Regions from separate parts of the Homo sapiens genome. Here region 2 is linked to region 1. Evidence: read pairs that join two places in POLR2A ChIA-PET (ENCODE). Cell type or tissue: HCT116. All regions are shown on one strand. Links, peaks and the distances in the headings refer to the core of each region. The heading gives the core; the rest is flanking DNA.

What was found. ChIA-PET counts read pairs that join two places held together with the same protein. Peaks named below come from ENCODE experiments on the same cell type or tissue, not always from the same donor. Only the 100,000 strongest peaks of a DNase experiment are listed, where the experiment ranks them.
Region 2: POLR2A ChIA-PET joins it to region 1 with 7 read pairs; 10 of 35 experiments call an interaction of 5 or more read pairs at or near these places.

What each region holds. Positions count from the first base shown.
Region 1 is chr1:27,120,326-27,124,956 of GRCh38, forward strand. All of the region lies in intron 1 of SLC9A1 (solute carrier family 9 member A1), which reads right to left. Among named protein-coding and RNA genes, the nearest start is that of SLC9A1, 32 kb to the right of the region's middle. RefSeq lists an enhancer at 2,333-2,627. In HCT116, for the core only: no CTCF peak of the experiment used is centred there; a DNase peak (open chromatin) is centred at 2,525; H3K4me3 peaks cover 312 bases; H3K27ac peaks cover 1,044 bases.
Region 2 is chr1:27,285,545-27,288,801 of GRCh38, forward strand. WDTC1 (WD and tetratricopeptide repeats 1) reads left to right here. Exons shown (of 16, transcript NM_001276252.2): 6 at 2,130-2,317. Among named protein-coding and RNA genes, the nearest start is that of TMEM222, 35 kb to the right of the region's middle. RefSeq lists an enhancer at 1,380-2,022. In HCT116, for the core only: no CTCF peak of the experiment used is centred there; no DNase peak of the experiment used is centred there.

The DNA of each region.
Region 1 (4,631 bases), core at 1,156-3,655:
ATGTTGGCCAGGCTGGTCTCAAACTCCTGACCTCAGGTGATCCACCCACCTTAGCCTCCCAAAGTGCTGAGATTACAGGCGTGAGCCACCGCACCTGGCCAAATAATACTTTTTTTAAAATGTAGCAGCCAGCTGGGGGTGGCAGCTCACGTCTGTAATCCCATCACTTTGGGAGGCCGAGGCGGGTGGATCACCTGAGGTCAGGAGTTCTAGACCACAGTGACCAACATGGCGAAACCTCGTCTCTACGAAAAATACAAAAATTAGCCAGGTGTGGTGGCAGGCGCCTCTAATCACAGCTACTCAGGAGGCTGAGGCAGGAGAATCACTTGAACCTGTTAGGCAGAGGTTGCAGTGAGCCGAGATCACACCATGGCACTCCAGCCTGGGCAATAGAGCAAAATTCCATTTCAAAAAAAAAAGATAAACTCTCCAGCACCCAGGAGACAAACACTGGACACTTGGAGAATCTGATGCAAGGCTCTGTGCAGGGGGCTTATACACACCCCCTCTCATTTCATCTCACATCCTGACCCCCAATTTGACAGATGAAGAAATCCAGGTTCAGAGAGGTAACTTGTCCAAGGCTACCTAGCTGGGAAGTGGCAGGGTCATTATTAGAACCCAGTTCTCTGAACTGCTAGTTCTTTGGGCCATGCTGCTTCAAAGAAAACAGCTTGTCAGGATCACCAGGAAGAGAATTCAAGTCTGCAATAAATATGCCTCCCCCACAAAAACAGCCATAAATAAATCTGTTCCAAGTACCTGGGCAAGCATCCTTCCCCATACCCGGGCAATCAGTCTCTCTCTGTGTTTTTCCCCATCATTCTTCCAAACAGCACTTCTATTTCTTGCTTGTTTCAATCCACATTTCAGGGGGTCCTACTATGTTGGAGAGAAAGGGTCTCACCCTCTGGGAACATCAGGTCTGGATGGGAAAGCAGGTAAAAAGCTGTCAGAAAACACAAGCAGCATACACTGGACTATCTGAGTCATGGAAAAGAGAAGACCGTGCAAGGAGGCCAAAACCCCAGGTCCAGACCCCACTCTGCCCTTTAGTAACCATGAGCTTTGCGTAAATCACTATACCATGGAATAACCTCCATTTTCTTGTCTGTAAACAAGTGAGAACAGGGACTAGACACAGGAGCACCTTGTGCACTGAAACGACTGAGAAAAGAGAGGTCAGGCAGGCTGGGGGGCCTGGGCGGCCCCTGGAGTAATAAGCAGCGATTGAGCCAGCAGCAACTGCCTTAGAGACCTGGCAAGAGAGGCTGTTCCGGAGGCAGGCATGTTGTGATAGAGGATCACAGCCTCAGCAACCCTGGCACTGGGTTACAAATCCCTCACAATGCATAGCCTCTCCCTCTCTCCTTCCTTTCTCCTCTCACCTGTCCCATCTACATCAACTCCTTGACTCCAGTGACCAGAAGTCCCCAAATCCCACCTCTAAGCAAACAGCAGGAAACTCTTCCTCACCTGGAACTTCTACCCACCTTTCAAAACTCAGTGGAGGGCCGGGCGCAGTGGCTCACACCTATAATCCCAGCACTTTGGGAGGCCGAGGTGGGTGGATCACCTGAGGTCAGGAGTTCGAGATTAGCCTGGCCAACATGGTGAAAATCCATCTCTACTAAAAATACAAAAAATTAGCTGAGTGTGCGCCTATAGTCCTAGCTACTCAGGAGAGTGAGGCATAAGAATTGCTTGAACCTGCAGGCGCAGGTTGCAGTGAGCCAAGATCGCGCCACTGCACTCCAGCCTGGGCGACAGAGTGAGACTCCATCTCAAAAATACAAAAACGAACAAACAAAAAACCCCAGTGCAGGTGTCACCTCCTCTGGGAAGCCTTCCTGGAGCCACACCCCCGCCCTCCCCAGGCTGAGTCAGGTGCCCCTCCAAACTGAGGAGCTGTGTTCGGTGCCTCAGCCAGCCTGGCATCCCAGCACACAGCTCTGGACCCCCAAAAAGTGATGCTCAGAAAACACGGGTTAAGGGAATGATGAACACTTCCTGAAGGATGTAGGACTAGAGTTTGGTCTCAAAGGTGGGTGACTAAAGGGGGAAGAGTGTGAACAAATGAAAAGAGAGGGGACCTCAAAAGCCTTTTGAGGATCCTGAAGCCTGCAGCCAGCCTGGAAATGAGAGTGAACAGTGCAGGAGATGCTGGCACACAGGCCTGACCCGGGCAGATCAAGGAAGGAACTGAGTCAAGGAGCCTGAGCCAACAGAGCAGGCCTCAGAGGGTCCCCTGACCTTCAGCCTGGCCCTGAATGCCCCATCCTAGCCTGCAGCCTGGTTCTACCACCACCAGCCTTCTCCCTGGGTCTCAAGGACCCATTTCTGTAACCCCTATACCACTCCAAGCTGGGGCAGCACCTCTTGGTAACCAGCCTGACCTTCCCAATCATCCAAGCTCTGCATAAACATTTGTTGAATAAATTTCACTCCAGCAGATTGCCCCTCCCCCTGCAGGAAAGGCACTGGATCAAGAGTCCCCATGCAGTGAAGCAGAGGATGACTCACAGGGGAGAGGGAGGGACAGGGACTGGGACCGGCAGTAAAGAGCCCGTGTTGTGTTGACAAGAGGCAGAGCTCCAACAGGCCCAACAGTGCCTGGCAAGGGAGAGGTGCCAGGCAGTGGGGTGCTTACCTGGGGAGGGGGTTACCTGGGGAAGCGGTGGGGGGCAGCTCAGGGGGTCGGCTTTACTTGGGGCAGGGGTAGGACCTCAAGCTCCAAAGACTCTCATGGCTGGATTGGGTGTCTGGTAGGTGACCATATGATACACACTGGTTTCTTTTGATTTTCTCAAAATGGAAATATATTATATTGCTTTGGTGATTTTAAATAAAACTTATGGTCATTAAAATTTTTTTCTAACAGTCATATAAGTGTTTAAGTATAAGGAAAATCATCTCACAGTGATTCTCCCCCTTCCCTTTTACCAACTATACCAGTCTCCCCCACAACCGAATTTCTGTTAAGTTTGGTATATATTCTTGAAGACTTTTCTGTATCTATAGGTTATTTAAAATTATGTGTGAATGGTAAATCACACATGCTGTGCTTCAACTGCTTCTATGGGGCAGAGACTGCACTAAGTACTGAGGCATCTCATTTAATTCTCTCAACAACCCTAATGCAGTAGGTATAATTATTATCCACTTTTTATTTTTATTGGGCTTTTTTTTTTTTAGACAGAGTCTCGCTCTGTCACCCAGGCTGGAGTGTTGGAGTGCAATGGCACAATCTTGGCTCACTGCAACCTCCGCCTCCTGGGTTCAAGTGATTCTCCTGCCTCAGCCTCCCGAGTAGCTGGGATTACAGGTGCCCACCACCACACCTGGCTAATTTTTGTGTTTTTAGTAGAGATGGGGTTTCACTATGCTGGCCAGGCTGGTCTTGGACTCCTGACCTCAGCTGATCCACCTGCCTTGGCGTCCCAAAGTGCTGGGATTACAGGCGTGAGCCACCGCGCCCAGCCCTTTTATTGGGCTTTAAAAAAAAATTTTTTTTTTGAGACGGAGTCCCGCACAGTCACCCAGGCTGGAGGGCAGTGGCACGATCTTGGCTCACTGCAACCTCCGCCTCCCGGGTTCAAGCGATTCTCCTGCCTCAGCGTCCTGAGTAGCTGGGATTACAGGTGTGTGCCACGCCCGGCTAATTTTGTATTTCAAGCCACCATCTCCCTCCTTTCCTTTCCCAGTGTCCCGGATGTGTGGCTCCCCAGCTCAGGTGCTCCGTTCCCCACTCCATCTCTATCCCTGGCCTGTCCTTGCCTCTTGCCAGACTGCTGTCAGGACTTACAGATGGTATCAGGTGCTCCAGGTACCAGTTTGCCCCACACCTGGGGTGGGGCAGAGGTGGGGGAAGAAACAGAGGCTCAGTAAGAGAGCTTCCATTTCTAGAAACTTTAGAGCCATGGGAGAGCTAGATTTTTCTTTCCTCTTTGCTGGGGGTACAGTAGAGCTTGCAAAATGCAAATCTGAGAGAAAAAAAAAATTGAGTATACCAAATATCTGTTGTTCTTAGTATTGCTTCCAGTTGAAAGTCAGTTAGCTTAGAAGCTTACCAATGTGTTAAATTCATTATATATAACTTCAACTTGCTTGAAATCTCATCCTACTTGGCTACAGAGGTGGAATATAAAGAGGTACCAGTAGGAAAGCAACACAAAAAGAAATTCTACAATTTCCAGGACAATTGCCCTGCAGAAAGCAAGTCACAGTGTCCTATTTTCAGCACTACAAGGAATGCGGGGGACCGCAAAGGAAGAACAAAACACAGGCGGCACTGGCTGGGTGGGGAAGACAGACCAGCAGCCTCTGGGAGGCAACTGGGGCCCCTTCTATCCCTAGTAGCTTTATCAGCTTTATGGGGTCTATTGTGTGCCCTCACAGCATCTGAGGGCAGTGATGAAGAAGGGGTGTTAGCCATCCTCCACTTGGACATTTTAGTGACCTCTCAGAAGGGCCAGAAAAGGATCAGTGAGAGAAAATGACTCTCAGGGGACAGAGCCTGGAGTAGGGCAGAAAAGATGGGGGGCCTTCCCAGAGGTGGGGGCATGAGCATCCTTAGGCTGGTGTGTTACGGTGTGCATGGGGTGGACTGCAGAATGGCAAATGCACAG
Region 2 (3,257 bases), core at 1-2,500, 160 kb after region 1:
ATTCAACACCACTCCCAAATATTTTTTATCCTCAAAGTTATGTGATAGAACTACATACTTTCTTTCTTGTTTCTTTTCTTTTTTTTTTTTTGAGACAGAGTCTCGCTCTTGTTGCCCAGGCTGGAGTACAGTGGCAAGATCTCGGCTCACCGCTGCCTCAGCCTCCCGAGTAGCTGGGACTACAGGCATACACCACCACACCCGGCTAATTTTTTGTATTTTTAGTAGAGACAGGGTTTCTCCATGTTGGTAAGGCTGATCTTGAATTCCCGACCTCAGGTGATCCACCTGCCTCCGCCTCCCAAAGTGCTGGGATTACAGGTGCGAGCCACAGCGCCCAGCCCAGAACTGCATACTTTCTTTTTTCATTATTTGAAGCTATGGTTGCAGCTGTTTTTTTCTTATCAGATGTCATCTGGAGTATTTTGTTCTTGCCTTTATCAGGATGGTGGTTTTTTTTTTTTTTTTTTTTTTTGAGATGGAGTCTTGTTTGCTCTGTCACCCATGCTGGAGTGCAGTGATGCCATCTCAGCTCACTGCAACCTCCACCTCCCGGCTTCAAGTGATTCTCCTGCTTCAACCTTCCGAGCAGCTGGGATTACAGGTGCACACCACCACATCCGGCTAATTTTTTTTGTAGTAAAGACGGGGTTTCACCATGTTGGCCAGGGTGGTCTCAAACTCCTGACCTCAGGTAATCCGCCTACCTCGGCCCCCCAAAGTGTTGGGATTACAGGTGTGAGCCACGGCACCTGGCCGGTTTTTTTTGTTTTTTTTTTTAATAAATACTGCATAGAGATGTATCCTCTTGATGCTCAGCCCTTCCCTATTGTCCAACATTTGAGCTGTTTCCAATATTTGCTATTATAAGAGGCATCCAAGCATTTCTGACCAGGTCCCTTTTTTCTTTTTGGATTATTTCCTTTTTTTTTTTTTTTTTTTTGAGATGGAGTCTCGCTCTGTTGCCCAGGCTGGAGTGCAGTGGCGTGATCTCAGCTCACTGCAAGCTCTGCCTCCTGGGTTCACACCATCCTCCTGCCTCAGCCTCCCGAGTAGCTGGGACTACAGGCGCACGCCCGGCTAATTTTTTTATATTTTTAGTAGAGACGGGGTTTCACCGTGTTAGCCAGGATGGTCTGGATCTCCTGACCTTGTGATCTGCCCGCCTCAGCCTCCCAAAGTGCTGGGATTATAGGCATGAGCCACCACGCCTGGCCTGGATTATTTCTTGGAAGTGGAAGTTTTGAGTCAAAAACTAGAAATTGTTTTTAATCTTTGTTACTATTACCAGATTGTTTTTCAGAAGCAGTCAAACTAATTTAAAACACTCACTCCCAACAGGGCATTCTGGCTCATGCCTACAATCCCAGCACTTTGGGAGGCCAAGGCAGGTGGATCACCTGAGGTCAGGAGTTCGAGACCAGCCTGGCCAACATGGTGAAACCCTGTCTCTACTAAAAATACAAAAATTAGCTGGGCGTGGTGGTGCACACCTGTAATCCCAGCTACTCAGGAGGCTGACACAGGAGAATCGCTTGAACCCGGGAGGTGGAAGTTGCAGTGAGCCGAGATTGCACCACTGCACTCCAGCCTGGGTGACAGAGCGAGACGCTGTCTCAAAAAAAAAAAACAAAAAAAACCCACACACACCCATTCCCTTAAACACTCAAAGTCTTTTTCACTTCAGGACTAATTTATTACTTAATCTCTAGGTTACTAAGTAGTCATAATGAGGCAAGTAGGGCATGTGGGAGTCAGACAGACTTGGGCTTGAACACAATCTTGCTGTATATTACTGCTGAACCTCAAGGGTTTGTTTTGTTTTTTGTTGTTGTTGTTGTTTTTGAGACAGTCTCGCTCTGTTGCCCAGGCTGGAGTGCAGTGGCACAATCTCGGCTCACTGCAGCCTCTGGCTTCCTGCAGCCTCTGCCTCCTGGGTTCAAGGGATTTTCCTGCCTCAGCCTGCTGAGCAGCTGGGATTACAGGCATGAGCCACCGCGCCCAGCCTGCATGGGCTCATTCTCTTATCTGACATGGAGAGAGAAAAGGGTGCAGACATCCAGGCTAGCCTCCTTCCGTGGCCATTTCTACTCTTACCACCCACCCCTTCCTCCATTTCTCCTATATAGTTCCTGCCTCACGCTGGGGACCGCATCTTGATCACGGGGGCAGCCGACTCTAAGGTGCATGTGCACGACCTGACAGTAAAGGAGACCATCCACATGTTTGGAGACCACACAAACCGGGTGAAGCGCATCGCCACAGCGCCCATGTGGCCCAACACATTCTGGAGTGCTGCTGAGGATGGGCTTATCCGGTAAGAGTCTGGGGCATCTAGTGGAGCCTGTCGCTCCCCCATCCCATCATCCTATAGTGTTTCCTTCTACAGACCTAGCTCTTTCCCTCCAGCAGAGGTCCAACCTCCTTTGTCTGCCCAGGGCAGTTGTCTGTGTACAAACTCCACTGGGAACATTTGCTTACTCCGCCCTCACCTTCCTCCCTCTTTGCCCTCCTTTGTACTACCTCTAGGCCCACAAGCTTTTTCTCACCACCTCAGGTGTCCAGGGTCTCTACTGCCTCTGGGCATTCACGTTACTCTTTCCTCTACTTGAGATTCTCTGTCCCCAGCTCTTCCCATGTCGGACTCTTTCTTATCCTAAGGAGATCAGCTTCAGTTACCTCTTCAGAAGCACCTTCTCTGACCATCCTGTCTAAAGTAGACAGACGTTATGCTTGTTTTAACAATTATATCCTCTGTAACTCTAATTGCCACCTGTAGTTATTTTTATTAATTAATTAATTTTTATTTATTTATTTTTTTTTTTATTGATCATTCTTGGGTGTTTCTCGCAGAGGGGGATTTGGCAGGGTCATATGACAATAGTGGAGGGAAGGTCAGCAGATTAACAAGTGAACAAAGGTCTCTGGTTTTCCTAGGCAGAGGACCCTGCGGCCCTCTGCAGTGTTTGTGTCCCTGGGTACTTGAGATTAGGGAGTGGTGATGACTCTTAATGAGCATGCTGCCTTCAAGCATCTGTTTAACAAAGCACATCTTGCACCGCCCTTAATCCATTTAACCCTGAGTGGACACAGCACATGTTTCAGAGAGCACAGGGTTGGGGGTAAGGTCACAGATCAACAGGATCCCAAGGCAGAAGAATTTTTCTTAGTACAGAACAAAATGAAAAGTCTCCCATGTCTACTTCTTTCTACACAGACACGGCAACCATCCGATTTCTCAATCTTTTCCCCACCTT